Linked DNA regions of Mus musculus: regions 2, 3, 4, 5, 6 and 7 are each linked to region 1. A link is a loop called in an ENCODE intact Hi-C map of the cell type or tissue named here. Cell type or tissue: heart. All regions are shown on one strand. Links, peaks and the distances in the headings refer to the core of each region. The heading gives the core; the rest is flanking DNA. Region 1 holds the start of Smco4 (single-pass membrane protein with coiled-coil domains 4). Region 2 holds the start of Gm39294 (a long non-coding RNA gene). Region 3 has its middle 8.4 kb from the start of Gm35225. Region 4 overlaps Deup1 (deuterosome assembly protein 1). Region 5 overlaps Deup1 (deuterosome assembly protein 1). Region 6 has its middle 5.8 kb from the start of Mtnr1b. Region 7 has its middle 3.1 kb from the start of Gm34973.

Region 1 (4,378 bases), core at 215-4,214:
CTGTTTCTCCAATACCCCATAAAAACACAACAGCCTTGGGAAGTTATATCCTGGACCCTGAGGCTTACAGATTTCATATGGAGCTGCATATGGTCCCCCTCTGCCCTAGATGGAGGACATCTGTGTGTGTCTCACTCACCAGAGCTCACACGTGAGGACAAGAACTTTGCTCACACAATTGTTTCTCTAACTCTAGGGCTCACAATACTAAAGAGATGATCCCTGTGTGCTTGCTATCTACACTGTGCCTTTATGAAACGGTCTGGTGCTCTAGAGATTGCCGCATAGACTGGGCCATTCCTTCTTACATGACCGGTCACAGAAGCTCTGGAGACAACCAGGTCAACAGTCTCAGCTCTTAACAAATCAGTGTGTTACCAGGACTCAGGGGAGGAGGGACTGAGACAGCTGTTTCCAAGGTTGACCTTGCTGGTCAGTGACTGAGCCACCACCTGTGGTGTTAAGGTTGTCCCCAGTGGGGGGAAAATAGCCTTCCTAGGAGCTGGAGAGAGCACAGAAGAACACTTGCTACTCCCCCAGGGGGCTTGAGTTTCACTCCCAGCACCCACAAGTGGCTCACAACCTCCTATAACTGCAATTCCAGGGGATCCAATGCCTCAAACAAAATTAACCTTAAAAAATAGCCTTTATTTCTTTCTGTGCGTATCCTCAAGTGCCTGAAGATGTGGAAATCAACTGTCTCTCCTCCATGGTTTGCTGTCTTGTTTTCTTGAGACAGGGTTTCCCACGGAACCTAGACCTCAGCCTTTGGCTAGGCTGGCTGGCCAGGGATCTGAATGTCTCCCCTAGGATTACACACACACACACACACACACACACACACACACACACACACACACACACACTCTCTCTCTCTCTCTCTCTCTCCCTCTCTCTCTCTCTCTCTCTCGATGTTATACCTAGGTTTTATGGGGGTGCAGGGATCTGAACTTAGGTGCTAACGCTTGGGTGGTAGGTACTTTACTGAGTCATCTCGTTAGATCCCCAGTAGTCTTCTTACATGTGTATTTTCGCCCTGCACTGGAAGAGTAACAATACGAATGAGTACCAGGCAGGGCTATGCTAAGCGCTGTATATGATCTCTGTATATCTTCAAATATAACACCGGCAAGTAGGTTTTTATGACTATACCAGGAAGAAGGTTTTATGACTCTTACGGATGAGTTCATTTTTGGCAAAAGGAGATTAGCTTTCCTAAGACGTCTCAACTTTTAAGAGGTTGATTTAAAACCCAAATGTGTTTGGCTAAAAGTCCTTAATAACATTTAGCTTAGGGCCTTATGGGGCTTTAATACTGATAAGGGACAAGGAGTCCCATTTTATTTATAACAAGCTGAACATTATAAATAAACAAACCCAGGTCAGAACATTCCCTTAGGGGAGGAGATCTGTGATTGTATTTTGTTTCCTCATAAACCCCAGGCACAGGTCACAGAACAAACTACCGCCATTGGACACTAACCTGTTCTCTAACCTGCGCCAGGTATGGATGTACTTAAGGGCTACCTGAACACAGTTCTTCAAGGGTGACCTCGTGGGGAAGCCAGTGCTTCTGGTCACAGTCCGCTTGACAGGGCGGGACCGCCATGTAGAACCTGATACCCATTTTCAAGAACAGGGACCCTAAACCTCCCCTTCTCCCCTCAACAATGGCGGAGGCGCATCTGAGTGCACCTGGCCTGTTAGCAGTGGAGCACGCAAGAAAGCACTTCGCTTTTGCAACCCAGACCGCCACCTGCCATTTACGGGTTCCCTGACACAGGGTGCTTCAGGCCTGGCTGCCTTCTGGGCGTGACCGCACGCGTGCGTCTCCTCCTCCGGCGGGCTAGGCGGCCTGGCCTGCCGGGCGTCCGCAGGGTGCAGGGTGCCGCGTGGCCCGGCCCCGCGTTAGGGTTAGGGAGCAGGATTCGGCTTCCCGGCGGCAGAGGGCGCCTGGAGCCGCGGTCCCGCGCCCCGGAGCCGCCCGCGAGGCGCGAGCAGAGGCGAGGCGGGCGAGCGGCGGCCCCTGCCACGTACCCGGCCGTGCGCGGCGGCGGCAGGTGGGCGCGGGGGCTGCGGGGACCGCGCGGCTCCGAGCGGGGCCTCCGCGTGCTGGTGCTGGGGGCAGGGGCGCCGCGGGTGGAGCGCGCTGGCGGGCGGGACGGCTCTGCGCTCACCGCTGCGCCTTCCGGGCCGGGCCGGGAAAAGTTGGGGCGGCGCGCTGGCCTCGGGGGCCGGGCGGGAAGTGCGGCGCGGGCGGCCGAGGCCCCGCGTGGGAAGGCGGCCCCGCGCGGACACGCGGGGACACGCGCGGCCCGCAGAGGGGCGCGCGTTTGCAGGTGGCGGCGGGTGGCGGAGAACCCAGCGGGGCGGCGGGGACGGGCTGGCCTCTTCCCCGCTGCGGCCCAGGGGCCCGGCCGAGAGTTGGGGGCCCCTCGTGGCGTTCGGGGTCCCCGTGGGGAAGGAGCTGAGCGTGGTTTGCTGCGTCGCGGGCTCCAGGACCACCCCTCCCGGTGCCTCCTCCACCTCACACTGCGGTGCGTTTGTCCTGGGGAAGTTGAGCGGGCCGCGGAGTGGACGGTATGTGCAGGGTGTTTGAAGAGAGTGGGATGGGACCGCATGAAGCACGCACACCCACCCAACCTCTCATTCCCGGCTCAGTGCGAAACTCCCGGCCCCCTAGCGTTTAAGAGATTCTCCGGGCTGGGCCAGCAGCTTCTCAAAGCTGCACAGCACATCTAGGCATAGTGTGTGGCTAGGAGACATGGCCTCTGATTTTCTGTCTGTCGCTGGCCACTTCCCAAACAAGGTTTCAACAGATGCCCGTGCGTTATTAGAACAACCTATGTGGTGCCCCTTGATGAACTTGATGGCCCGTCCCCAATACGCTTAGTATTCAAATCACCTCCATGCCTCCTTGAGTGCAGTGGAGCATAGCTGTGGGCCCAGGCCATGGGCCTCTTGAGTCGTTGCGAGAGTCTAGATGTGTCAGCAGGACATGACCTTGGGTGAGCCCTATGGACCTCAGTGTTCTAATCTGTGCAATAGGAGAAAAAAGCCAGATAATTTACAGAAGGCAGGAGGAGGTTTCCGAGGATAGCCTGAAGTGTAGCCTTGTCTGACGTGCAGTCTCTCATGTGTACAAATGTTTCTACTTGCCCCCAGAAAGAAATTAGGATAGCTTTGAAGAAAACAGGAGCTAAAAAGATTGAACACACAAAGCAAGAAAGTCGTAACTGGTACTAGGTGTACGTTGGAGTGCTGTACTCACGAAGGTAGTGGGTATTATGGGCTACTGGTCTTTGCTATAAAGTCGCTTCTAGAGCTGAGACCATACTGAACATGCCATCCATGGGCATGAATTGCTTCTTATTGTAGCGTTCAAGCCTGGGGTGGTCGCTCAGCTGGCTTGATGGGGCCCTTCCTGAGGGGCATGTCCACATCTCAGTATCCTGTGTAACGGCATCCTTGCTACCTCTTCTGGTCCAGCTATATGTAGTGGGCTGGCTTCCCAATTGCATGTGATGTTTCAAGCTGATTTCTTCCACATTCAAATAGTAAATATGTATGCATGAGGTACGCTTGGGTGCAGCCCACTACAAATAGTTTACATAATAGTGTATGCTTATTCCAGTAAGATGTAGTACTCTATCTTATTCCTCCGTTTCTTCTGGGGCAGCCTCTCACCCGGACTGGGGAAAGTTTTTTGGTCCTGAGGGCAATCGCAGTAATTGGGCTAAGCAGCTCATTAATGATCAAGCTTTAGTTTGTAAGGTGAGGGGGGATTTTCTCTCTCTCTCTCTCTCTCTCTCTCTCTTTCTTAGATTTATTTATTTATTTATTATATGTAAGTACACTGTTGCTATCTTCAGACACACCAGAAGAGGGCATCAGATCACATCACAGATGGTTGTGAGCCACCATGTGGTTGCTGGGATTTGAACTCAGGACCTCTGGAAGAGCAGTCAGTGCTCTTAACCATTGAGCTCTCTCTCCAACCCGAGGGGTGATTTTCTTGCTTTATCATAACTGAATGTTTTTCCCCTGCCCATTTCCATTTTCAGCTTTCAGAACCTACATCAGCTTTGATTTGACCATGTCATTCTCAGTAATCCTTGAAACAATTTTGTTAGTTCCTTGGAAGTGGCAGTAGATGACTATCTCTTCAGTTTAAGATGGTGGTGAAATGATACCTTAAAAACACAGGGCTTCACTAATTCCGTTCAGTCCTTAAAATATCCGTGATGTGTATATGCATGAATGTGACTATACAGAGACGGCTAGATTAGCAAGAACCATGTTTTCAGGACAGTTTCCACTTGAGCCTCTGATGCTCTTTAGGCTGTGTGAAGAAGAGTGGGCTTCAGTTTGCTGGCTT
Region 2 (4,378 bases), core at 144-4,143, 60 kb before region 1:
GGATTGCCTTCGCCCCTTACAAGCTCAGACTCATAAGTAAACATTGGGCCTTTATCAGAGAACTTTGTCTTGGCTCCTTATTCCTCTTGCTGCCTTTCCATTCAACCCCAACTTTGCTTTCAGGAACCAAGTAACCCAGAGCTGCTGGCAGCTACAGGTGGCACAAAACAAGTGGCCCGAAAAAGGAAAGAACGACCGAGGGACACTGATTTGGTTGGGCTTCACAGAAAACAGAAGAAGATGTATCCTGCACGGTAAGCAACATACAACATTAATGTTAGCGCTACAAATTTCATCTTTTGAAGGCTGTTGATCGAAAGGGTGCAAAGAGGATACAGGCTAGACTGAGTCAGCGTTGGCCCAGAGCTGGTATGAGCTATGAGCTAGGGGTTGACAGTGGAAAATGGGACTGGAAAATGGAAAATTTTAAACAGGCATTTTTCCACAGTCAAGAACTGCATCAGGCTGGAGGAGTAGGGCTTAAAATAAAATAATAAAATAAAATAAAAAGAATAGAAAACAAAAAACAAACAAACAAAGCAAAAACACACACAAAAAAAGGGCCGTGGGATATGCTAGGTATACAAATGACATGAGAGAGAGGGATCAAGAGAGAAGAAAATGGGTTTCAGAGCTATCCCAGGGACAGAAGGAAATCGGGAGACGTCCTGCTTCCTCTCTGGCCCCTACAGGAGACATCCTTAGTTCCGGTTACATCAGGTTCTCTACCCTCTCTGTAGTATCTGTCTTTTGTGCACCAACTGGTCTACATGTCAATTCATGTCTGTTTTTGTTTTGTTGTCTGAATGGCTGTTGTTCTATGTTTTATATTGAAAAGAAAAATTGGTTAAAACTTTATCTGCTGGTTATCCATCTCTTGATTCAGTCTCAGTTGCCCCACACCCTTAGCCAGGAGTCAAGCACAGCAGGAGAGGCCCTGCTGAAAAGCTGCTTTTAAGAGGAGTCAGCAGCTTCTTAGTTCTAAGGCAAATTAGTTGATCCTTGTCTTTTTCTAGAAAAATCTCTGCAATTGTGATTACTGGTTTCAGCAAATGACAAAGTACTTTTTCGCTTGAAATTATACCTAGTAAATAAAAATTATTTGTCTGGTCTAAATTTATAAGATCTGTGAAACAGCTTCATTTGGTTTCTGGCTGGTCTTAAAGGTATAAATATGCTCTGCATGTCTTGGTCATAGAGTATTGGTTTGTAAGTTATCAGGTATGATTTGGTAGCAGAAAGTTAGCTTAAAACTGGTAATTCAGGGTCAGAGTCATTTTAAACAACAATAAGTGGCATGAACCAGCCCAGGAAACCAGGCCTCTAAAGATACTTCTATGTTGGGATAATATTTTATGTAGTTCTTATCCTAGAAACTAGACTTATAAGGGACAAGATTTAAAACAGTGTCTCTTTAATGAAGCATTAAAAGTTGCAGTGTCATGCATTCATATGTAAGAACTGGCAGTCAAACTTTGTAATGTGAAAGTGATGCTTCTGGTATTGCCTTTAAAGAGAATAGATTGTTTAAAATTGGGTTTTGCTTTCTAAAAGTTATGGTTATTCTCTAATATTGCAAAAGAAACTTAAAAAAATATGGTTAAAATTGCCAGTGTTCCATTGACTGGAGTTTGCAGTTTGATCACAAGCTTAGGATTTTAAACTCACCCATATATTGTAATTAAGATGATTACAAGAGTAATCATCTTATGAGAGTGCTAATGCAGCTCCCTGCAGCCTTCCGGCCATACAAAGCAAAGACAGGCTTATCTGGATATATTCATCTTTGTGCAGAAATTGGACCCTCATACAATCAGAGTCTAGCTATGGCTGCTGCCTTGCAGGGGACTCCAGTACATACAAGCAATGCTTTCACAGCGCTGAGGTGATAAGGAATGTTTTAAGTATAAATCATCTTAGGAAAGACTGTCCAAAAATTAGAGGCATAGACAGACAGTAGAATCTTTTTTTTTTTTTTTGTCTTGCAAACCCTGCCTATGGAATTTTGGGGGAGCCTTGCCTCTCCTTGCTTCCAGGAAATTATTTTTAAGCCAAAATAACATTATTAAATATCTATCCAGGTGTTCAAAATAAAGCTTAAACTTAAGTTTTATGAAAGGTCAATGAGGCTGTGGAACTTCTAAGGGTATTTATTGCATTCTGGCCTGCCCACTCCATATAGAATTATTATGGATATGGAAGGTTGTTTTTTCCTTTGCATTCTGATCATTGTAAAGGGTTTGCTTCTAGTGAGCTTGTGATCTGTGGAGAGCCGCAATAACATTTACCATCATAAGATGGCGCTGGCTCCGCAGTGCCTTATGCCACCTAAACAAAGAGCAAGCTATGTGCGCATGTACTAGGAGCAAAAGCCCGCCAAAGTCACTAGCCCATTTCCCTGGGCACTAGCCCATCCCCTGGGGCACTAGCCAATCCCTGGGGTGTATGAGATCGTGGGTGAAGCTACCAGTCGTATTTAGACACGTCACACCAGCGGGTATTTAAGCCAACACGTTTCTGAGCCCTCTTTGTCTTTTCTCATCAACATGTAATAAAAGATTAGCTATGGAAGGATCTTGTGTCCCGTGTGCATGTTTTTCGCGGGCGATCATTGGAAAGTTTTGCCTCTAGGAATGGCTAATAGCCTTACATTATGTAAAAAAAAAAAAAAATTAGTCTCAACTTCAATACAAGAAGCTAGAACTTTGAGTCTTTCAGTGTATATTGTTTCTTATATGGAAAGTATTTTATTAGCTAATGCCTATGAAGGGAAATTTACTACAAACCTTTGCTCTTACACAACAAGATTTAAAATTTTGGGGAATAGTTGTTGCTCCAGAAAAGATTCATAGGTAATATCGTTTTTTTTTTTTTTAAAGATTTATTTATTTATGTTAGGCATATGAGTACACCACCATTGCTCCCTTCAGACACACCAGAATAGGGCATCAGACCCCGTTACAGATGGTTGTGAACCACCATGTGGTTGCTGGGAATTGAACTCAGAACCTCATGAAGAGCAGTCAGTACTCTTAACCTCTGAGCCATCTCTCCAGCCCCATAGGTAATATCTTTTTCAATATTTAGGGCCTCAATTATATCCTAGAAAAATTTTGGCACAGAAAATTTGAGAAAGAAATGAGGATTTGCTTACTTCAAATTATTTTCAAAAGCTTCCAGGAGATGTACATTGGCTAAGACCTCACTTTAAGCTCACCGCAGGATGACTTAAGGCTTTGTTGGATGTTAGCAAGGGAGATGCAAATTAACTGGTGAGAGACAAATAGCTTTGCAGAAAGTAGAGGAAGCTTCTGTAATCAATTGTTAGCACTTGTAATCAAATGTTAGTTATTATTACTCAATGTGCCCACAGCAATTCTTTGGCAAAAGAGAGCATTAATGTGGATTCATCTTTCTTCATCTCCAAGTAAAGTCTTAACATCCTATTATGAAGCTATTGTGGTGTTAATAAAAATTTGTAGGATAGAATCATGAAGGTATTTTTGGAAAGAATGTCTTAAAAACCTGATGAGATGTCTATTCCTTGTTTCAAACAGCAATTAAATCAGTTATTCCAGAATATTGATATTTGGTCTATTGCATAGTAAATATTTTAGGCAAAATTGATAATCATTATCTAAAAGACAAGTTGTTAAAAAATGCTTCTATGCATGCTTTTGCATTTCCTATAAATTAATGCATGCATCCCATAAAGAATACATCTACTGTGTTCAAAAACAGTCCTTCTATGGAAGAGAAGTATATGTGATTGGGTCACATGCTTGTACTTTTGAGCTCCCTCTTGCTTCAGCACAGATAACTGAATTGCATGCTATAGCCAGTGTTTTGAAATGTTGAAAAATCAAGCTTTAATTTGTATACTGATAGCCAATATATATGTATGTACACACACACACACACACACACACACACACACACACACATATCGGCTTACAATTGTTTGAAATTGTTCCTTTTTTAGATATTGCTAATTCTCAAATTTTGCAATTGTTTATGAATATATAACTCAAGTTAAGAGAAAATACTGTTCCTTTGAAGCACTGTCCTTGGACATTTAAGAACCCATCCTGGACTGCCTGGACAAGACCCTTTAAGGCAATGCCACCCCAAATTTGTATCCCAGGCAGATTATAGGCTTTACACAAGAACAATTGGCCATATAATCTCATTCTTTTTTTTTTTTTTTTTTGGTTTTTCGAGACAGGGTTTCTCTGTATAGCTCTGGCTGTCCTGGAACTCACATTGTAGACCAGGCTGGTCTTGAACTCAGAAATCCGCCTGCCTCTGCCTCCTGAGTGCTGGGATTAAAGGCGTGCGCCACCACGCCCAGCATAATCTCATTCTTTACATCATCAAA
Region 3 (4,378 bases), core at 228-4,227, 170 kb after region 1:
ATGGCAACACAACAGGAAATAAGATTGTTGCTTAGACAAGTGAGCAACAGGGAGAAAACACAACACAGACAGAGGAACCCTAAGCTTAAAGACCTTGAGCTCAGAAAAAGATCAATGCATGCAAAAAACAGAAAAGATAAAAAATTGTGTGAGGCTATGCTAGTGCCTGGCAAATACAGAAATGGATGCTCACAGTTATCTATAAGATGGAACACAGGGCCCCCAATGGAGAAGCTAGAGAAAGCACTCAAGGAGCTGAAAGGGTCTGAAACCCTATAGGTGGAACAACAATATGAGCTAACTAGTACCCCCAGAGCTTGTGTCTCTAGCTGCTTATGTAGCAGAAGATGGCCTAGTCGGCCATCACTGGGAAGAGAGGCCCCTTGGTATTGCAAACTTTATATGCCCCAGTACAGGGGAATGCCAGGGCCAAGAAGTGGGAGTGGGTGGGTAGGGGAGCAGGGCGGGGGTGGGGGTGGGGAGGGTATAGGGAACTTTCAGGATAGCATTTGAAATGTATATAAAGAAAATATCTAATAAAAAAGAATAAAACAAAACAAAAAACAAAAACAAAACAACAAACAAACAAACAAACAAAACCCTTGTGTTTGGGGCACAGTGGCCAAGGGCTGGTAGCAAGATTCAGATAAGCTTAGAAATAGAGGTAGAGTTGATGGGACTGTCTAGGGTGGGGTAACAACTTAAAATCTAGAGCTAAGAAGGACAGCCAGGGCTACACAGAGAAACCCTGTCTCGAAAAAAAAATCTAGAGCTAAGGATATTGGGAACTATTTGTAGGGTTTATATCAGAGAAGCAATACCACATATCTTGTTTTGCAAGTCTATTTTTAGTTTTAAATAAAAAATAATTACATAAAGTGATGGCTGTTCTTGGTTGTCACCTTGAGTACATCTAGAATTAACTAAAATCCAAGTGGGTAAGTCTCACCTGTGAGGGATTTTTCATAATTAAATCATTTGGAGTGGGAAGGTCCACCTTTAATCTAGGCCTCGCCATCAGCTATCAGCCTGTATAAAGGACACGGAAGAAAGAAACAATTGCTTTTTGCTTGGTTGCTATTGCTCTTATTGGCAAGTTCATTTCTTTACTGGCATTAAAGCATACTTCTCCTGGATTCTAGTGTCCACTGAAGACCAGTTGAGACATCAGTTTTGTGGACTGAACATCTACTAACAACTCCTGGATTCTTGGACTTTCCATTGGACAGCCATTGTTGTGCAACCTCAGGCCCCTCGTTCTGTTCCTTTAGACAACCCTAATACATATAATATCCCTCCTTTCTCTTTTATTCCTTCAAATTCCTCCCATATATCTTCATGGAGGAATTGGTGTGGCCGATTCTTCTATCCTATTCTTCTACCTTCTTTAATCCTGAAGGTGGGAACCCATTTCTTAGTTCTTCTAGCTTCTAGAGATTGACCTGGCTTGTATTATTCCAATCTGTTTCTCTCTTCACCAGAGTTGCCACTTGAGATGACCCCCATGATTACAATGTAGCCATTGTAATCTCATATAAAACTCAAGTTGATCTCATGTCAGGATCCTGGTGTTTTCATGCCTCTTTCTCCATAAAAGGTAACATTTCCAGGTCTAGACATAAGGGTCATCATTGGAGGGGGGCTTTATTCAGTGTCTATTGGCACTAATGGATTTAATGCGATCAATAGCTGTTGAATGGTAGAAAAAGAATGCAAACTAAGGACTTTTGCTTTTAAACAGAAATTAACACCCTAATCCAAATGGACACTGACACATTATTGATGTAAATTGGCTGTTCAGATTATCTTATAGACAATTTAAGTTGAGAATTTCAACATACTGAATTCATGGTATTGCCACAGTGAGGAAGCCACATTGAGACCCCTGGGATGAGGACCTCTGATAAGACCTCTGAAATGATGAAGGGGAGTAGAGAACCACTGAAAACTCCACCAATCAAGGGCTGGGAACTGGGCAATGGCATCAGACTGGCATGTTTGCCTTTGCTGGTGATGAACCTTGGCTCACTTAAAGGTCACCAGAGGTCTACAGAGAGTTTACATTCTTGCTACTACAACTGCCATCCAGGACCAACAGCACCAGATACATATTGATATAGAACATCAGGTGTCACTCCAGACCACCTTAACCATGACTTCCATTTGGACCGATTTTACCTGAACCCTATCTACTGCTTCCATGTAGGAGAGGGGCTGTCTACACTGACAAGTCACATTGTTACTTAGACCCGAAATGGACCATTCTTAAAGCAGTGTAAATGTTATTGACTGTAAGGAACAAAGAAAGGAAGAGTCTGGGAAAAAATGACCTCAAGGTTATCTGCCTCAAAGTCAGGGTAGATAGTCGCTTCATTAAGAGAAGCAATTCCAAGCCAGAGAGGACAGGAGTCAAGGACGTCCTTTGAACATATCTTTCACTTAATTTAAGAAATCTGGAAAGCATCCAAGAATGACCTTAGGACTGTCGTCATGCAATGCTAAAAAGCCACCACCAGGTCAGCATAAAGCAAGATGAAATGTAAATACCACCTGAACAGAACATAAGGAGAGTGTGTGTCATTCAAAGGTCATAGTATTAATAGAGGGGAAGATGTAAAGTATTAGAAGTCGTTAGGAAACTCTATTCAATTATTTTTAGAAAAATCAGTGACCAGAGCCAAGGTAGAAAAAGTTGTACATGAATTAATGGCTCCAATTCAGTGAAGCCAGACTTGGAAAATTATTTTAACAGCCAGCTGTGGTGGTACACACCTTTAATCTTAGTACTCAGGAGGCAGAAGTTGGAGAGTCTTAGCTTCAGGCCAGCCTGGTCTACAGAGTGAGCTTCAGGCCTGCCAGCATTATGTAGTGAGATCCTGTCTCAGGAAATTAACAATTTCAAATGATTTAACCTAATATTCCTCAAACATCCTAGAAAAACATAGAATACTAGAAATATATTAAAATGTTTATATTTTTAAAAGATAATAAAACTATTTAAAAACAGTAGATACACAATTGGCTCTGGCACTTGAAGTCCACTAGTCACAGGCTTCCTATAGTATACTGTAGCTGTGAGTCTCCTGGCGGCTGAGATGAAGCAAAAAAGCTCTTTGGGCATCAAAATGATTAAAGGAAACAGATACTGTTTACATGGAGTGATGAACTTTTCCTCTCAGTGGAATGAAAGGCATTTGTCATGTTAAGTGATGCTTCTCAAATGCTCCCCATTAGGTCCAACCGTGGCCTGAAGTCTTCCCTCAGAAGTGACCCAATTTGGTTCTGGGAGAGGGTTCCAAGATGCTAAAGGTCTGAAAAACTAGCAAGTCTCTCAGACTCATTCTCAGATACTGTTTCAAGTAAGCTTTTAGTGGGCATCTGCTCACAGTTGAATTATCTTCCATCTTCTCATGGAGTGCTTCATTATTGAAAGAGCACAGTATGTGGCTGGTGCATTGGGTACTGTCAGGGTTGGCTTTGTGTCACCGCAGTTCACTTGGTAGTTTGTTGTTAGCAGTTGCTGTTTGAGTGTAAATGGTTCCCCTAGGCTCATGGGCTCCAGCTTCAGATGTGGCTTTGGAATGTTGTCGAAGCTTTAGGAGGTGAAGTGTAGATAGAGGAAGTTGGTCACTTAAGAGGCGCTTTGAGCTCAGTCGTCTGTTCTCTGCTTCTGACAGCATGACAGTGACCAGCAGCCTCCTGCTCTATCTTCCATGTCTGCCTTCTCTCATGGGATGTAAGCTCCAATTGTAAGCTGTAGTAATTCCTTCCTCCTTTAGGCTGCTTCTGGTGAGGGATTTGGTCATGACAGTAAAGAAAGTGAACTAACACATTGCCTTCAAATAAACATTGTTGTGCTTGGTCTTCTTAGTGAGCAAGGACCAAAAACTTGCTCATGTGATATTTTTGATTCTATGCCATACCATATTACCTATTTGAAGCTGCAAGTTAATTATTTTTCAGGGACATGTAGTGGGAACCAGCATATCTGTGACCTTGTCGTAGCCTTCCTTCCTAATTTCTAAACTAAGCCTTTTCTAGATTGACTTTTGTATTTCTGGCTCTCCTGGCTTCTTGAGGTAGCAGGTCACAATGAGGACACTTGGCAGAGGCAAAGAGTTCACAGTTCAGTCGTGCACATGGAGCAAAGGGAGAGCAGGAACAGAATGAAGCCGTGGCGCAGGTTATAGGTGAAGGGAATATGGCCTCTGGTTGCATAGATGAAGACATTCAGCTTCCAACTCCCACACTCACAGACCTGTCTGTGACATTGAGCCAGTTACAAAGGCTTCGTGACTGTGAGTGCCACCACGCCTGGCTTGCACGTAGCATTTGTTGGACCTTCTAGAATGTATCCTGTACTGTTTATTGTTGCTGC
Region 4 (4,378 bases), core at 132-4,131, 68 kb after region 1:
TCTAATTCCCTTGGCAGCCAACACATTCCTTGCTACCCACCCCAATGCTCTGGATTCTCAAATGCAAGACACACACACACTCACAGTCTTCTATTTTAATATGCCTTAGACAACTCAATGGTTGAGCCACTCCCAAACTTACATTGCTAACACCTCCCCTACAATACTCTTGAATTATTACTTATTAAAATCTATATTCCATCTTTGCTACCTTGGACACAGGCCTACAGCCTTCCTGGGCCCTGATCCCTGACTCTTACACATTGGCAGTCTCTTTGTCTCTCTGTCCTGCACTTCTCAGGCCTGGACCTTACCCTCCCCACCCCACCCCCATCCCCATATGGTGCCCTCCTCCTCCTCCTGTATTTCTTGCCTGGGAATCCTAAAAGTCTCACCTCTTTCTCCCTGCCCCGCCATTAACCGCTGGCAACTTTATTTACCAATCAAAGCCCAGCTGGAGGCAGGACCCTCAGCATCCTACATGCAGACATGGAAATTCCGGTAATTTCAGGAACCCAATTAACATAATACAAGCAATAAGCCAAATCCACAACAGTGCAGGATCAACCTCAAGGCTTAAAGCAGTGTTTTATTTTTATTGTGCCCAGGCTAGAACCTAGTCCATAATGTAAAGGTACCACACATACTATGGTTTTCCTCACAAGGGGCTTTTGTGGGCACATTAAAGGCATGGAACTCCTCTGATGTTTTGAATGTATCTTTATTTCCCATCTGCCTGCTTACAGGAAATGCCATTATAGTGAGAGCCAAGAGTCAGAAATCCACATGTTTGCTTCTATCCTGCTTACTACAGGGTACTTTTATTTTTTTACTGGTTTTCAAGTGTATGCATATGAAGACGTGTTTACCTGTGGGTGCAAGCAGAGGCCAGAGGGTGATTTCAGGTGTTCTGCTCTGCCATTCTTCACATTCCTTTCCTGAGAAAGGGTCTCTCATTGAACCTGGAGCTAGGTTGGCAGCCAGCAAGCCCCAGTGATTTTCCTGTCTCTGCACACATAGCATGAGGCTTACAGGTATGTATCGCCATGTTCTGTCTCTTCACATGGTTGCCTGGACCTGAACTCAGGTCTTCGTGATTGAGCAGCAAGCCCTCTTTCTCAGTGAGGCACCATGCTGACCCCTAACACACTAGCTTTGCTGATATCAAATGCCTAACTTTAAATGGTGCTGATATGTGGTGTGTGTGTGTGTGTGTGTGTGTGTGTGTGTGTGTGTGTGTGTGTGTGTTGGGCATACATGCATACTATATAGCAAGTGTCTCTTGTCTCTGTGTGTATTCAGGGTATTGGCTTATCATCCTTGTGTATTTGTTATGTGAATTTCATTGTTCATCATCTTGCTATTACTTCTGTAGAAACTGGACACTCTTGCAAAGCAATTGAGTTTTGCATTCCTTTATTGTATCACAAACAGTGGTGAAACAGACGGAGGCAGCATGAAGCTGTGCATCTGCTGTGTCTCAGTGGCAGCATGACTCTGGCACAGTGACGGTTACTGTGCACACTGCACAAAGTCCTTGGTGTTAAGGAAGAATATTACAAAAGAGAATGTAAAAGCAGCAAAGACATTCCGTTTGCTTCTGAAACAAATCTTAGGTGTCTGCATAGTCCTCCCACTTTAGAAGTCCTTGGGTTTTGTGCCCAGCACAGACTGGCTGCACTCAGCTTCCTCACATTGGGAGGTGAGCACTTCCCTCTCTTGCTGCCTGATACGCAGGCAATGGGACCTTAGCATACATGATTAAAGTCAGAAATAATTCTGTTATAATCCCAAGCCATTCCTTAGACAGGAAAGAAGCCCTTTGGGGCTATGCATGTTTATGCTATCCTAACAGAACAATTAGTATGTGGACTGCAGAAACAGAATCAGCTTTATAGAACAAAATCCTAGTTTTCTAGCTGCCTTACAGAAGTGATTTACTTGTGGAAACTAAGCCAGATTTCTCGGTTTTATGAGTCCGCTTTGCAAGTGTTTCTCGGAAGCTTTTCTTTTTCTCCTGGAGAGGAAGCAAACAGAAAAGGTGCAAAGCTCATATGTGTCTACTCTGCTTGAGTTTGGTGTATTTGTTAAGCGTGAACTCGGTGTGTCTCTGCAGCTCATCGATGTGTGTGTTGAGCAGCTTCTCAAGCTCCTTGGCCCGCCTCTCTTCCTCCATCAGGAAGTGCTGTGCAGCTAGGGAAGCCCGGAAGGATATATCTGGTGGAGACTGGAGAGAGGAGAGGTAAGTGAGGCTAGACCAGTGCAGAGCACTACAGCTGGACGCATGCATTTCTCTGACAGTCAACTCTGCAGCTTAATGAAATACTGAGTTTTGGACAGAGCCCTCTTCCTCTTGTAACATAGTCCATGTTACTGAAACTCTCAAGGATTTAAGACATCTCAGCACCAACCCGTTAAAGATCTCTAGAAAAGAAAACTGCAGTGACCAGCTACAAATGCAGGTGGATGTAAGGACCAGAGATCCCAGCAGAACACACTTTGTTGACTTACAAGCCAGCATTCCAGAACACGGCAGGTCCCAAATCTGAAGTGAAGATGCAGCAGATTGCATAAAGATGGCTCATGAGGAAACAGAAATCAGGATAGGTTTGATGAGGGGCCTGAACGCTTAGGAGAGTTGTCAGGGAGGAGGCTGGCTGAGGAAATCCTGGTGGAGGTAGCTGCTTGCCTGTGTGCCTGTGCGTGTGTGCATGTGTGTGTGCATGTGTGTGTGTGTCTCTCTGTGTGTGTGTGTGTGTGTGTGTGTGTGTGACTTCAGTTCTTCCTCACGAGTCAGGCTTAGAGGAAGAAATCTGAGTGATGTCCAGTGTGCCTGGCTGAGAGCTGTGGGGGAATGTCACAGCTTGTGACATGTTTAGTGTATATTTAAGCAAGAAGGAAAATGTTATGGAACAAAGGACAATATTAGTTTTATTTTTAAAATAGAGAATTATTTTTAAATTATCTTTTAATTTTCCAGTTCTTTTTTCTGTTGTTTTTCCTCCTCACTAGTCTCTGAGACAGTGTTTCATGTGGCCCAGGCTGACAGGTAGGTGAGGATGACTTTGAGTTCCTGATCATCCTATTTTAACCACAGTAGTGCTAGCTGGTTTCCAGGTATGCACCAATGCACTAGGCTGCCTTTGTTGTCGTTTACTTTTGTTTGTTAGGAAGAATGAAGCCCTATGGAAGTGAACTTGGTTAGAACTTTAGTTCATCAATACATAAAAACTCGTGATCATAGCAGGTGTCGGCAGAGCAGCCTTATCCAAGTGTTAAATCCCAACTGTACTTCTGCACTGGCTGCAGCCTCTCCTCCCAAACCTGAGGAAACAGCCTGGAACATGCAGTGTCTGCAAACACCCTGAGCCCAGTGTGTTTGCCCTGCAAACATAGGGCAAAGAGGATCAGAAGCAGCCGCCCACGTGTGGGTTAGACACTGTTGACACCACATTCCCATCCTGGGCTGATTGTGTGTCACAGTGAATTCCATAGGCCGTTGTCCATACGGACACTCAAAAGATCATTCCCGTGGACTAACATCAGGTTAGTAAAGCCCATGAACTCAAGGCTTGAAAATATGCATCTACTTTAGAGGGTAAAACAAAGCCCCACACAAGACCCAGGGCCTTGACATGTTATCAGGTTGTGTGGTGTCCATGTAGAGTACAAGTTAACATGCACAAAAGTTCTGTGTTCTTGGATAGAATGACCTGATGCTATCACTGGGCAGCACAGAAGGCTGGCAGGCCTAGAACAAAGGGGCGTGGGGTTCCATAGTGGGTTCAGGATAGGTCAGAAATCCTGCCACCGAGGTGAGGCGAGTGGTAAATCCTGTGGAGAGAATACCGTGTCCATTTCCTAAGCCTCGGGGGGAGGTGGTGCTGCAGAAGTTTAAGCCCAGAGTGAGGCTGTGCACTCTCGCTCCTGCTGCTGACTGAGGATGACACAGAGCATCTAGCAGGCACACAATGTTACCTGCCCCATCTTATGTCCTTGGCAACCCCAGAGGATATTACAAATGGGTCTAATAGCAGAGTGGGTCTCTCACTGAGAGCTACGTAGGTACCTTCTGTTGACTCTCAGGCCACCTGAGCCCAGGAGATGTGCCACCCCTCAAGAACACTGTGGCTTCTAGACTTCACAGGGTCCCACGCACTGTGGAGAGGGGAGGGTTTTCTCTGCACTGGAAGTGGTCTGCATTCCTGGCTAAACTCTTTCAGCTCAGGGACTTAGGACTCATCTTGATGCTCTGTGGGATGACCAGGTATGTGGTCATGTATAAAATGTATCTGGGTTTGTTGGCTCATGCCTGCCATCCTAACACTTGAGAACCTGACTTGGGAGGACTGCTTCAAGTTCAAAGCCAGCCTGAATT
Region 5 (4,378 bases), core at 129-4,128, 120 kb after region 1:
GAGGACTCCTTTCGGTGAATTTGGTTTTGCTTCATTTGGTGTAATCTCAGCTTTTCGAAGTTACTGGTTAGCTTAGAAAACTGCAGAGGCCAGGAGACAGTAACAGTTATGGATATGCAGAGGCCAGGAGACCAGTAACAGTAATGGATATGCAGAGGCCAGGAGACAGTAACAGTTATGGATATGCAGAGGCCAGGAGACAGTAACAGTTATGGATATGCAGAGGCCAGGAGACAGTAACAGTTATGGATATGCAGAGGCCAGGAGACAGTAACAGTCATGGATATGCAGAGGCCAGGAGACAGTAACAGTCATGGATATGCAGAGGCCAGGAGACAGTAACAGTCATGGATATGCAGAGGCCAGGAGACAGTAACAGCCATGGATATGCAGAGACCAGGAGACAATAACAGTCATGGATATGCAGAGGCCAGGAGACAGTAACAGTTATGGATATGCAGAGGCCAGGAGACAGTAACAGTCATGGATATGCAGAGGCCAGGAGACAGTAACAGTTACGGATATGCAGAGACCAGGAGACAATAACAGTCATGGATATGCAGAGGCCAGGAGACAGTAACAGTTATGGATATGCAGAGGCCAGGAGACAGTAACAGTTATGGATATGCAGAGGCCAGGAGACAGTAACAGTCATGGATATGCAGAGGCCAGGAGACAGTAACAGTTATGGATATGCAGAGGCCAGGAGACAGTAACAGTCATGGATATGCAGAGGCCAGGAGACAGTAACAGTTACGGATATGCAGAGGCCAGGAGACAGTAACAGTCATGGATATGCAGAGGCCAGGAGACAGTAACAGTCATGGATATGCAGAGGCCAGGAGACAGTAACAGTTATGGATATGCAGAGACCAGGAGACAATAACAGTCATGGATATGCAGAGGCCAGGAGACAGTAACAGTTATGGATATGCAGAGGCCAGGAGACAGTAACAGTCATGGATATGCAGAGGCCAGGAGACAGTAACAGTCATGGATATGCAGAGGCCAGGAGACAGTAACAGTTACGGATATGCAGAGGCCAGGAGACAGTAACAGCCATGGATATGCAGAGGCCAGGAGACAGTAACAGTTATGGATATGCAGAGGCCAGGAGACAGTCACAGTTAAGCACAGCTGGCTCCCACAGTATTTTTATTTATTTAGTTTTTTTGTCACATAGCTCTTCAAAACTTAAGTCATGATGAGAAAGTGCAGTAAGACTTTTAAGTCCTAATTGCTGGGGATGGGACCTGATATTTAAACTGTTACCGAGGCTGAACATGATTCTTCTGTGTCTGTAAATCGGGGCCTTCATTAACTTCAGTGAGCTGATTCACTTGATGTTTGTTTTAACTGTGTAGGCAGCAAAGCTAACAGTTTAACACACACACACACACACACACACACACACGAAATATCCTTACTTTTACTTAATGCCATCTTGTGCCAACAATCTCACTAACGCAATTGGTGTGTCAGACTTCCATGGATGCCTGTAGCATCATGTCGTAGCATCTGAGGAGATTTCTGAGTATCTGTTTATGGTTTTATTCATTCTTTCTGTGCTGAATGAAGTAAGTAAGCTGGCTGCTGAGCTGCTGCTGCCAGACTCTGAGTTCATCTCATCTGCTTCTCCTAGTGCGTTCTTTAGCAGGGAGTTTGTTGAAGAGCTAATCTCTTCTGCTGAATCATCTTGGCAACACATTTGCCTTAAGTTTTTAAACATAGTAACACACTGGTCTTGTCTTTCCTTTAACTTCCAGCTTCTCTGCATAATCACTTCAGATTTAGGTTGCCATCTTTGTAGGGGGAAGCAGGGGTCTGGAAAGCCAAGCTTGGTTGCCATAGGTCTTAGATGCTCTGGTCTAAGATCAGAAATTTTGTAATACAAGCTGCCTTCTAGTGGAACATGCCTGAATTGCAGGCAAAATGGAAACCATTAGTTTTGTAAGATCCTATCAGTTAAGTCAGTGGCTTTATGTTTCCTATTCCATTCTCAGTGGGTGACTCCCCTTTTCACAAAGGTGCTTATGGAGGAGCATTGAATGCGTCAGGCCCTTTGACTAGCTTACGTCATATGAAATCTTTGCTTTCTAAGAAAAGATAGTGGTAAGAGTTCAAGAATGAAGCCACCTCCCCTGCTGACTTATACTCTAGGTTAAACCCCAGCAACTTCTGGGCCTGCAGTGCTGAGGCGATTCCTGCTCTATGGGATATCTGTGGTAGGCGACAAGACTTTGAGGAGAGCCTAGTAGGGGCTGCAGAGATGAGTGACCAGGAAATCAGCACCCCTTTCGCGGCATGTGTTGCCATTGATAAACAACCTATCATAGCAGGAGCATTTGCTGCTTTCAGCTGCTTAGTTCGTAGTAGCAAGCACCTGCGTTTGAGGTCACTGTGGAAGCCAGCCTATCCCGGTCAGGAAACGGCCACAGAAGAGAATTTCAGTTTCTGTTGTTCTCATAACTAATAATCACAAGAAATTGCCTCGAGAGAAACAGAAAGTTATTGGTCTAGTACTCTGCCACTAGTGAAGGCAGTGCAGATGCTATCTAAGCTGACAGTCTATTAAGAGAGACAAACCAGGACCCATGAGATAGTGAAAGTCTGAGATAAACATGCAAGTAAGACTCAAGAACATTCGCTTGTATGTAAAACAATTTTAAAAACTAACACAATCTTATAGGTTAAAATATGTATCAAAACATATAAAGTTCCGTGAACAGATTCTCTTACTTGAGCTTTTAGGGTCTGTAGCTGCCCCTCATAGTTCTGAGTCATTACTAGATTACATTTCTCTAGGCTGTCCAGCTTCTGCCGAAGCAACCCCACCTACATTAGAAACAAACTTTACATTAGCTCTTTATGAATTTGACCTTAAAGAAAATCAGAAAATGTGCAAAGGAGAAGCGCCGTCCTCGGAAAGGCGCTGCACAGAGCCAAGGGCAAATGTTTGTCGTGCAGTTCTTAAGACAGCACTAATACCTGAGTTCACAGAAAGCAGGCAGCACCAGCCCTTCCCCGGGCTGTGCTTTAGGACAGTGCGGAAGTGTGTTTAACAGAAGATCCTTGGCACTGTTGCATTTTAAATTAAGATTTAGAAGTTACTTCATATCATCTGTTTGGGAGGCTGTGCCACTGTTACTTACATAAAACGTCTGCTAATGTAACTCAAAGATTCTCATTCCTTACCACTTCAGTGGCTCTATGGATAATTGCCATAATTTATAAGAACTAACATTAAAGAGAACATAAAATGTTTAAGAGTATTTGTTAAGACTTTGGATTATTTTCTTTAAATGCCCACAAGATGCCTACTTACAAAACTGTGTCATTGTAGGTCCTTGCATATGCCAGGGCCAGTGGACCTGCCTTTCCTGCATAGGGAAGCAGGAACCAAGAGCCACATCCACCTGCAAAACCCTGATCCCTCAGCTTTGCCAAAATCAGGTTCCACCCAGAAGTCAACAGAGCCGGAAGGTGGCTGCTGAAAGCATCTGCCATGCTGTGGACCTGACTGGAGAGCTTTCTCCTTGCATGCCTCCTGCCATGCTGTGGACCTGACTGGAGAGCTCTCTCCTTGCATGCCTCCCCTAGAAGAGTCGGGCTCGGGCATGTACGTCTGTGTGTGCTCTTCCTTAAGCCCAATGCCTGTGCACCCCCACATTCTCCTGTGAGCACTGGCTCAGCACTGAGCAGCCATGAGAGGAGGAAAACTTCCTAAGTGGGCACTGCAGGCACGTGAACCCATGCATCCATGGATGTGCCTATACACATGCACAATTTCCCCCATATACTCTCCTTTGGCAATTTATCCTTGATGTGCCTTTTTTTGTTGTTTACAAAATATTTCCTAGCCAACCAGAAGCAGCGAATGCTCCTGAATGCTGAGTGAAAACAGCTTTGGCCACCAAAAGCCAAAAGCATTTTAACCTTTGTTTGCAAACAATGTTATTTCACACGTATCTTAACCATCTGTTCACATTATTGGCAGCACTGATGTGGTTACGTTTGTCTCCATCAGGAGATACTTGGTTTAGTTCAGTCTCTGCACCTATTTGATAGCGTACACTTAACACCATATTTGCTGACAGAACTGTGACAAATGAGTTTGGTGCATGGTCACTCTTCTGACATGTGTGCTCAGTACCTCCTGGCCTTTCTGGTCCAAGCAAGTCTGTGCGTTGGCCAACTCTTGATCCCGAAGGTCTAACCGTGTCTCTAAAGCCCGCATCTTCCTTTCCCAGTCTAGCTTCTTGTTGCTTACCATGATGTCGATTTGTTCCATCAGTTCCTGAAGCTCAGCTTCACAAGGAGAAGCTCTGGGAAAAGCAGAAAAGTGGGAAGGTTTCATAAGAGAATGACGAGGCAGGAA
Region 6 (4,378 bases), core at 194-4,193, 390 kb after region 1:
AGACATTCTATAAGAAGTGATCTCAGACCATGGGCTAGAGAAGTGGACAGAGAATTGAACCAGGTAGTCCTTCAGAGCGAGGCTAAGAGCTTTAGAGTCATCCCTAGCACAGGGAATCTGCTGAGAGAGTCACTAGATATCTGCAGCCTGTTCTAAGGTCAAGATTCTTGTCAACTTCTTCTCTGAGGTGTTTGCTGTTAGAAGCTCTGCTTCTAGAAGCTCGGTTCCTAGAGCAGAGATGGTCATAGGTGGCGAACTCCAAAGAGGTGATGGCTAGAAGGGACAAAGGTTGGTCTCATGAGACTAAAGTCCTAGTTTTGATGTGATCTACCTCTTTTATGTATGTGCTTTCCACTGTAATTCCATGCACTAGAGCTAAACTGATGATGAAACCATGCTTTTGAACATCTAGAAATGTGATCCAAAGAAACTAGAGGGACAGACTGTGTTCCAATGGTCAGATGCAACTCTCTCACTAACTGATAGGAGGCACTGTTCTTGTTATGTTGGGTTAGTGTTTACTGTAAGTAATGTTCCTCTAGCAAACGCTAAACTACTTTTAATTTTAATAAGTCAAAGATCAGGCAATTTAATATGTATATAGAATTTGTAAATTAATTGTATAAAATAATTTACATATACATTTTATAACATTATAGCACATACATTTATATAAATAATATAGGGTAAGCATTTAAGCTTATTTGTTGAGGTATCCAAGCCTCAACAAAGTGTGGGGTAAGAAACACCAATAGAGATGGCTCAGCACTTTGTCCTGTGCCTCTCTCTGTGGCTCACTCTTGTCTCCTGTCACACACTCTCTTCCTGAAGATGGCAGCCCAAGTTCACAGGGCGCATGGAGCCCTGTGCTTGCTATAGAGCCAAGAATGACCATGAAGTCCTGACCCTCCTGCCTTCAACTTCCAGGATTATAGGTACACACCACAACGTCTGGCTTCTGAAGTTCTGGAAATCAAATCCAGGGCTCTGTGCATGCTAGGCAAGCACTCTGGCAAATAAGCTTTGTCTCTCTCTGAAGAGAGACTCTCTTTTTTCTTTCAGTACATTTGTAATTGAAAATAGACACCACTCTCCTAACTTCCTTCTTCCAACCCCTTCTATGCAACCCCATTCTCCAGCCAGTTGGTAGCCTCTTTTCATTACTATTATTTTCTATCTATCTATCTATCTATCTATCTATCTATCTATCTATCTATCTAATCTACATATCATCTATCTATTATCTATCTAATATATCTATCTATTTAATCTATAATCTATCATCTATCATTCTAATTATCATCTAGCTATCTAATCTATCTATCATTTATCTTTGTTTCTATCTATCATTTATCTTTGTTTCTATCTGTCTATCAATCATTTATCTATGTATGTATGTATCTATCCATCCATCTATCTAATCTATTATCTATCTATCTATCTATCTATCTATCTATCTATCTATCTATCTATCTATCTATCTATCTACCTACCTATCTATCTATCTATCTATCTATCTATCTATCTATCTATCTAATCTATTATCTATGTATCTTCATGTATACAAAGATATATAAATACAGTGTGATGAGTGAGCTCATTTTCTTGTTTGTATGTATATCCTTTCAGGGATGACCACTTTGCAGTGGACAATGATAAGGTAGCTTATCTTTGAGAGGTCAACTCTACTCCCAGCAGTCATTTGTTGTCTACAGTTCTTTGACTAGGGGCAGGGCTGTCCAAAATTTGAATGGTAGATGATATTTACATAGATGTGGTAACTTCATCCAATTGTATACAAATGTTGTATTCTGATTAAATGGAAGAATTATCAAATAGATGAAAACCCCCATCTTTTAAATAAAGTCCTTCCATCCAATGAAGTAAATCATGAAGCAATAAATGTAGAAACATGAGATAAATCTAAAAAATATATGGCTTCAACCTGAGCCCAGTGCATCTTGACCCAGCCTGCCCACTGGCATCCCCTAGGGAGGTCATGTGACCTACACATGCTGTGCTAATCTCACATCTGCTGTAACAGTAAAACCTCTCTCCACCCTTCAATCCGCCTCCTCTGTGATTCCCATATTCTCCTGTCCACACTGTTCCACCCTTCTGCTGCACCACCCAATGGCCCAAAGGCCTTATTTAATTCAGCTAAGCATTTCCCATTTTTCAAGAACGAGCTTGCTTTAAAAAAAAAAAAAAGACTTGCACATTACTGTGGGCACCTGTGCCCCCTAGTGGTAGCAATGAAAAAATACAACTGAACTTGGAAATTCAGGTGTGTGTGTGTGTGTGTGTGTGTGTGTGTGTGATAAATGAGGGAATAGGGACTCGGTAGTCTAAGGCAACAGTTTTCTTCCCTTTCAACCATGCCCTTTGTCTGATCCAGCACTGTGTTTTAAAAATATGGTATGTACTCACTGATAAGTGGATATTAGCTAAAAAGTACAGAATACCCATGATGCATCCCACAGACCCTAAAAAGTTAAACAAGAAGAAAGCCCAAGTGAGGATGCTTCAATCCCACTTAGAAAAGGAACAAAATCATGAGAGGCAGATGGAGGGAGGGACCTAGGTGGAAGAGGGGAGGGGGAAGGAAAAGAGGGCAGGATCAGTTATGGGGGGGGGGGGCAGGAGGGAATGCCAAAGACCAGGAGAATGAATAAAAGCATGCAGCTAGTAGGTGTGAGGGAACAGGGGGACCTCTGGAAAGTCTAAGACCTGGGATGAGGGAGGATCCCAGGACTCAATAAGGGTGACCTTAGCTGAAATGCCCAACAGTGGGGAGATGAAACCCTCAGAGACTACCTGCAGTAGATAGATATGGCCCCCAGGGGAGGGATGGGGATACCAACCCACAGTCATAATTTCTGACCTAGAATTGTTCCTGTCTAAAAGACATGCAGGGACAAAAATGGAGCAGAGACTGAAGGAATGGTGGACCAGTGAGTGACAGGTCCATCCAACTTGGAATCCATCCCATGAGCAGGCACCAATCCCTGACACTGTAACTGATGCTATGTTGTGCTTGCAGACAGGAGCCTTGCATGGCAGTCACCTGAAAGGCTCTACCAGCAGCTGACTGAGACAGATGCTCACAGTCAAGCATTGGGCTGAGGTTGAAGACCCCTATGGAAGAATTAGGGGAAGGACTGGAGGAACGGAAGGGGATGGCAACGCCACAGGAAGACCAACCATGTCAGCTAACCTGGACCCCTGGTAGCTCTCAGAGTCTAAGCCACCAGCCAAAGAGACTTTGGATCTGGAATGTTGGTGGTCTTTATGGTGGCACTGGTTGGAGATGGTGACACTTACAAGTGTAGAGCCAACTGGGAAGTCTCAGGTCATATGAGACTATACCAAATTGATCTCTCTCTCTCTCTCTCTCTCTCTCTCTCTCTCTCTCTCTCTCTCTGTGTGTGTGTGTGTGTGTGTGTGTGTGTGTGTGTCCATCTCTTTCCCCTCCCTCTTCTTTCTCACTCTCTCCCCCTCTCTTCTCCTCCCTCCTTCCCTTTCTCTCTCCCCTCTCAGGACATCATTCAAGCTAGACAAGGATTCTCCTACTGAGTTAAAGCTCTATTCCCATCTTTCTTTTACTCCTTGACGATGTTCCCTGACATTCAGCATCCTTATCTGAGACCTAAAAGAGCAACGAAATCTGTGCAATCAAAAACTAGAACCTCAAAGAAACCTTTAATCCTAATCCTGTCAAATATTTCTCACGCTAACAAGAAGCTGAGTAACACATTTATTATTTGCCTAAGTTGGAAATATTTAGGATACATTAGCTATTTTGAAACAACTGATTGTGTCAACCTCAGTATCATATTACCATATTATTAGAAGTTATTTTCCCTACCAGTCACCCATCCTTTCTATTGGTATCTGTAAGAGCAGCATGAAACTGAGTCAGAAGCACTGGGAAGCATAACGCTAGTGTGTTACGATCTACCGAGGGGCTCTAAACATTCCTTTGGTTTGATGGGGCACCTTTGTGTGGCAGGGAGAAAGCAGATGTTGAAATCCAGGCATCTGGATTATGCCCATATCTACCACACAGTGGCTCTCCAGTCTCAAAAGAATGGCATATCTTCTGTGGAAGAGCATTACAGTGACATTACAGTTCACTGTGGTGGCCAACTGTAGTGACCAAGCGTACAATGGATGCTTAATGCACAGACCAGTGTCAGAAAGTGGCAAGCCTCATGAACTCTTGGTGACAGCTTTAATAAATGCACTTAAACAAACAAACAAACAACTCAAAAGAAAAGAAATGGAAAAAAACCCCAACTTTGCAAGCAGGCCAGCTTGATGATCACCAGCTAAGAGACCTTGGGCAAGACACTTCACATCTTTGGCTCCTAGTTTA
Region 7 (4,378 bases), core at 189-4,188, 130 kb before region 1:
CTAACTCCTAGAGTCCTTCCAGCCTCTCAATGTTATCCACCACACACTGTCCCACTCTGATGTGATAAAGCTTTGGTTCTAAGAGTGTGGTGGTTTGAACATGCTTGGCCCAGGGAGTGGCACTATTAGGAGGTGTGGCCTTGTAGAGTAGGCGTGGCCTTGTTGGAGGAAGTGTGTCACTATGGGGGTGGGCTTTGAGACCCTTCTCCTAGCTGCCTGGAAACAGTCTGCTCCTGGTTTCCTCTGGATGAAGATGTAGAACTCTCAGTTCCTCCAGTGCTATGCCTGCCTGGACGCTGCTGTGCTTCCTGCATGATGATACTAGACTGAACCTCAGAACCTGTAAGCCAGCCCCAATTAAATGTTGTCCTTTTTAAGAGGTGCTTTGGTGAGCTGGGCGTGGTGGTGCACACCTTTAATCCCAGCATTTAGGAGGCAGAGGCAGGCGAATTTCTGAGTTCAAGGCCAGCCTGGTCTACAAAGTGAGTTCCAGGACAGCCAGGGCTACACAGAGAAACCCTGTCTCGAAAAAACAAAACGAACAAACGAAAAAAGAGGTGCCTTGGTGATGGTGTCTCTTCACAGCAATGGAAACCCTCCTTAAGACAAGAGCATCACTGGAGAATCATCTTTGACTTGACATATTCCTAAACGAAGGACACTTGATGATATTTGCATCTTAGGAATGATCTGACCAGCATTATTGTCCTGTGCTGCCATCATAGAACTACCTTTCCTTCTAGCTCAGAAGGTGAATCTTGAACCTGAATGCTTGCTGGCACCGTGAACCTTAGGTTTTGAAGCCTAGAAGATAAAGATTGAATGCCACTGTTGCTACCAACAAGACTTATACCCAGAAAACCTTCTGGACTTCCTCATTTTTCTCATCTCTAGAATGAGCTTGATGGTGATAATTCAGCTCTCAGGCCAATCACTGGAGAAACAGTAGCACAATGTGATGACTTTGTTTATTTTATGCAGACACTGGAATCATGCATAGTGTCTGCTGGTGGTGGTTTAAAGGGGTAATGTGCTGAAAAGAAACACTTGTCTTCTTATCTGGGCCTAGTGGTTCAGTGACACTATGGTGTGTTATGATGTCTTTAGCTCTTTAGTGAAGGCAAGGAGATGTATGAAGACTGAGTAGATCCCCATCGCAGGACATGGGAACATTTCCAAAGTAGAACCTAGGAGAAAATGGGAGAGGCAAGGGAGCATGAATGGGGAACCTGGGACGTGTTGTCAAAAAGAACAGATTTCCTTTGAGACCTGTATTCCAGTTTGGTTGTGCCTACCTGGTTTGAGGTATTGATCCTAGACAGGCATTGTGACTTTTGAGGGAGAAGAGACACTGTTGGCATTTGGCATCTTCTGCTCTTAAGCCTATGAAGAGCCCGGGGCTCTTGGACGTCTGACTTGCCATGGACATTTCTGACATTCCCATAGGGAAGTAATGTAAACAGTCTTAGTGAGGTTGGTGAAGTTCAACTTCAAGGATTCACAGGCCTAGGTCCTTGTCTGAGGATTTCTACTGCTGTGATCATGGCAATTCTTATAAAGGAAAATATTTAGCTGAGGCTGGCTTAGAGTTTTGAAGGTTTAGTCCACTATCACCTTGGTGGGAAGCATGGTGGCATGCAGGCAGACATGATGTTGAAGAAGGAGCTAAGAGTTCTACATCTGGATCTCCAGGCAGCAGGAAGGGAATGCCACACTGGGCATAGCTTGACCACTTGAGACCTCAAAGTCTGCCCCCAGTGACACACTTCCTCCAACAAGGCCACACCCACTCGACAAGGTCACACCTCCTAATAGTATCACTCAGTATGGGCTTAGGGGGGCCATTTCTATTCAAACCACCATGACCCTGAAAAGGGATCATGAAGCTTTATGACTGGAAAATGAGAGGCTCTAGCCTCACTGTCTTGCCTGTGTGGCAGAGAAGATAAACTGTAGGAAGTGGCATCAGAGCTTAACACACATTAGCCCTGAGGATTAAAATATTCACCACTAGAGGGTAGACTAGACAAACTTTGGAATGTTTGCTCACTAATTTTTATTTCAACTGACTTGTGGTTCTAGGGAATTCAACCCAGGGCTTCACACAGGAGGCATTTGCTTTGCCCCTGAGCTACATCCTAGCCCCAGAATTTCCCCCACATTTCCCAAAACTCCCCTGCTTACAAAGAACAACTTAATGTCAATGGTATCAAGTCTACTATGGCATTGCCATCATTGTCTAGCTGCCACATTATCTAAATGTGTCTAAACGCCCATTCTGCCCCAGGGGGGCACACAGGCACATGTGTACATGATATAGCCTAGCATTGAGTGCCTGCTGTGTGGCAAGCACCGCACTGTGCATTTCATCCACTCTGTCTTCTTTGATCCTTACAATACCTGTCTGGTGCAGAGTTTTAAATTAATAATTTCATGTAAATTAACAAAAGAGAAATTATTTAACAGATGAAGAAACAGACTTATAAAAGTTAAATGTATTAATATCATTTTCAAAGCAATGAAAGTGGGGATCAGTGGAAGCTGGCCATGCAATTGCTAGAGGGTCCAGAGAAATCTGAGTTCTGGAGACAAAATTTTCCTTCTTCCTTTTTGATGTGGTGACTCAGACAGGAGCCCTGTAAACTGGCACTATAGTGAGTAAGAATTTTTAGTAGGGAGAGCCTGGTCAATCCCCCACTGGCTATAAAACAATATCACACAGGATGCTGATTACTGCCGAGCCTCTAGATTTCCATCCTGGGGACACCTTTCAGCATCTTCTAAGATAAGAACCCAGGTATCTGCATGTTTTTTAAAAGACAAATTAAAAAACAAAAACAAAAACAGTACACACACTCCATCTTTCCCTAGCTGAATCATGGGAGGGATAACGAGCGTTGAGAATGTGCTTGGTAATTACTTACAGTGCAGACAGAAGGCAGTAGCATTGGCTATGTAGCAGACTTACTAGAAGTTCATTGACGGCCCAGATTCATATCTACTGACTCCAAATTTGCATTTTAATAAGATCCCTGAGAGCAGTGTGCCTGAGAGAGAAGCATGCTCTCAACACTTCACCTTCTTGACTTCATTTCACTTTCAACACATAAAGTAGGTTTTCAAAGTGTGGATGGGATGGTAAGACCCAGGGAAGGTTAGACACTTGGACTTCAGGTAACTCTAGAACATGTGTTTGTAACCAACACACAAGAGAGTCTCACAGTTCAGCATATGGAGGATTTACCTAGGGAGCTTAGGGAAAACACTGACTCCTGAGCTTCTCTCTGAAATTCTGACCCCCTTTTGCAGCAGTGCTTCAAATCAACCGTTTTTTACCCATTCATCTGGGGACTCTGAAATAAGATGCCACAGAACACATTTGTGCAAAATCCTGAATTGTATTATACTCACCGAACATGGTTGTGGGGAAAGAACTACTCTGTATTTCTGGAGAACTTCAAAGTGAAGTCTTGGCTGATAAAGATTTTTCTATTAAGTCCTTGACCCAGATGCCCCTAGAAATCTCTGAATCCAATCCCAAGCTTTGGGAGAAATGTAAGTCCTACTGTAGTATAAGAGACATATCAAAGCAGGGGTTTTATTGGATGCTAGACAGATACAGAGTCCAGGTAAGGAAAGATCTGACATTATTCAAGAACAACCCCCAAACTATCTTTCACATGTTACAAAATTAAATACAAATGGCAGTATTGGTTACCTTTTAAAATTTTTATTACGATTTCATATATAATTTAAACCACTGGATGGCTGTAACTTTTGCTAGTTAACTGTGTACCTTTGAAAAATAATCTGTAGCATCCAGCACAGCAGAAAGGTCTGTGCACTACTGAACCCCTTAGGGCATTGGCCAGTAAAGAAGATGAACACTAACAGCCATGCAGGTGCTGATGTACAGCTCAGCAGAATGTGTTGGAGAGCATATTTTGTTTGACATGTCTTCTGAATAGTTCAGTACTGTGTGTGTCCCCGTTATGATACACACGCATGCGCATATATACACAAGCATTTACACTCCTCTATCATCTGATGGGTCCCACAGCTGAGCCAGGATGAACACAGAACAGAAAGTGAGCTGCACAGAGGAAGTAGAATAAGCAGTGATGAATTGTTTAAGAATCTCCACCTCAAGCCTGTTCCTTCATTATTTTGTTCAAGAGTTCGAATTGAACATTAATCATGCTCCAGGCCATTTGGTAACCACTTAAGTGGCAAATAGGAGTTTACCAGCTCAAGGTATCACAGTCTCCTGAAGCTGTGCAGTTGGAGGGGAGGGAGAAAACACACACACACACACACACACACACACACACACACACACACGCACACACACACGCACACACACACACGATTTTAACAC

Evidence for each region. A loop is a pair of places that touch in the nucleus more often than their neighbours do. Peaks named below come from ENCODE experiments on the same cell type or tissue, not always from the same donor. Only the 100,000 strongest peaks of a DNase experiment are listed, where the experiment ranks them.
Region 2: a loop joins it to region 1, with 10 times the contacts of the local background. A loop is called at or near these places in 5 of 42 quality-filtered maps.
Region 3: a loop joins it to region 1, with 3 times the contacts of the local background. A loop is called at or near these places in 3 of 42 quality-filtered maps.
Region 4: it touches region 1 in a loop (5-fold over the local background); 2 of 42 quality-filtered maps call a loop at or near these places.
Region 5: it touches region 1 in a loop (2.1-fold over the local background); 9 of 42 quality-filtered maps call a loop at or near these places.
Region 6: a loop joins it to region 1, with 2.4 times the contacts of the local background. A loop is called at or near these places in 11 of 42 quality-filtered maps.
Region 7: a loop joins it to region 1, with 5 times the contacts of the local background. A loop is called at or near these places in 21 of 42 quality-filtered maps.

The regions. Positions count from the first base shown.
Region 1 is chr9:15,491,570-15,495,947 of GRCm38, forward strand. It overlaps Smco4 (single-pass membrane protein with coiled-coil domains 4), which reads left to right and starts at 1,863. Exons shown (of 3, transcript NM_001359604.1): 1 at 1,863-2,060. In heart, for the core only: CTCF peaks have their summits at 1,911, 2,687 and 3,911 (motif pointing right); DNase peaks (open chromatin) are centred at 1,962 and 2,552; H3K4me3 peaks cover 1,810 bases; H3K27ac peaks cover 1,275 bases.
Region 2 is chr9:15,432,091-15,436,468 of GRCm38, forward strand. It overlaps Gm39294 (a long non-coding RNA gene), which reads left to right and starts at 98. Exons shown (of 4, transcript XR_870550.1): 1 at 98-254. In heart, for the core only: a CTCF peak has its summit at 2,281; no DNase peak of the experiment used is centred there.
Region 3 is chr9:15,660,670-15,665,047 of GRCm38, forward strand. No RefSeq gene overlaps it. Among named protein-coding and RNA genes, the nearest start is that of Gm35225, 8.4 kb to the right of the region's middle. In heart, for the core only: a CTCF peak has its summit at 2,536; no DNase peak of the experiment used is centred there.
Region 4 is chr9:15,559,159-15,563,536 of GRCm38, forward strand. It overlaps Deup1 (deuterosome assembly protein 1), which reads right to left. Exons shown (of 14, transcript NM_001373917.1): 14 at 706-2,227. The coding sequence ends at 2,051. Among named protein-coding and RNA genes, the nearest start is that of Gm51703, 23 kb to the left of the region's middle. In heart, for the core only: no CTCF peak of the experiment used is centred there; no DNase peak of the experiment used is centred there.
Region 5 is chr9:15,607,832-15,612,209 of GRCm38, forward strand. It overlaps Deup1 (deuterosome assembly protein 1), which reads right to left. Exons shown (of 14, transcript NM_001373917.1): 3 at 4,154-4,325; 4 at 2,740-2,835; 5 at 1-80. Among named protein-coding and RNA genes, the nearest start is that of Gm39295, 4.5 kb to the right of the region's middle. In heart, for the core only: a CTCF peak has its summit at 1,916; no DNase peak of the experiment used is centred there.
Region 6 is chr9:15,878,201-15,882,578 of GRCm38, forward strand. No RefSeq gene overlaps it. Among named protein-coding and RNA genes, the nearest start is that of Mtnr1b, 5.8 kb to the left of the region's middle. In heart, for the core only: CTCF peaks have their summits at 483 and 2,234 (motif pointing left); no DNase peak of the experiment used is centred there.
Region 7 is chr9:15,364,153-15,368,530 of GRCm38, forward strand. No RefSeq gene overlaps it. Among named protein-coding and RNA genes, the nearest start is that of Gm34973, 3.1 kb to the right of the region's middle. In heart, for the core only: a CTCF peak has its summit at 2,010 (motif pointing right); no DNase peak of the experiment used is centred there.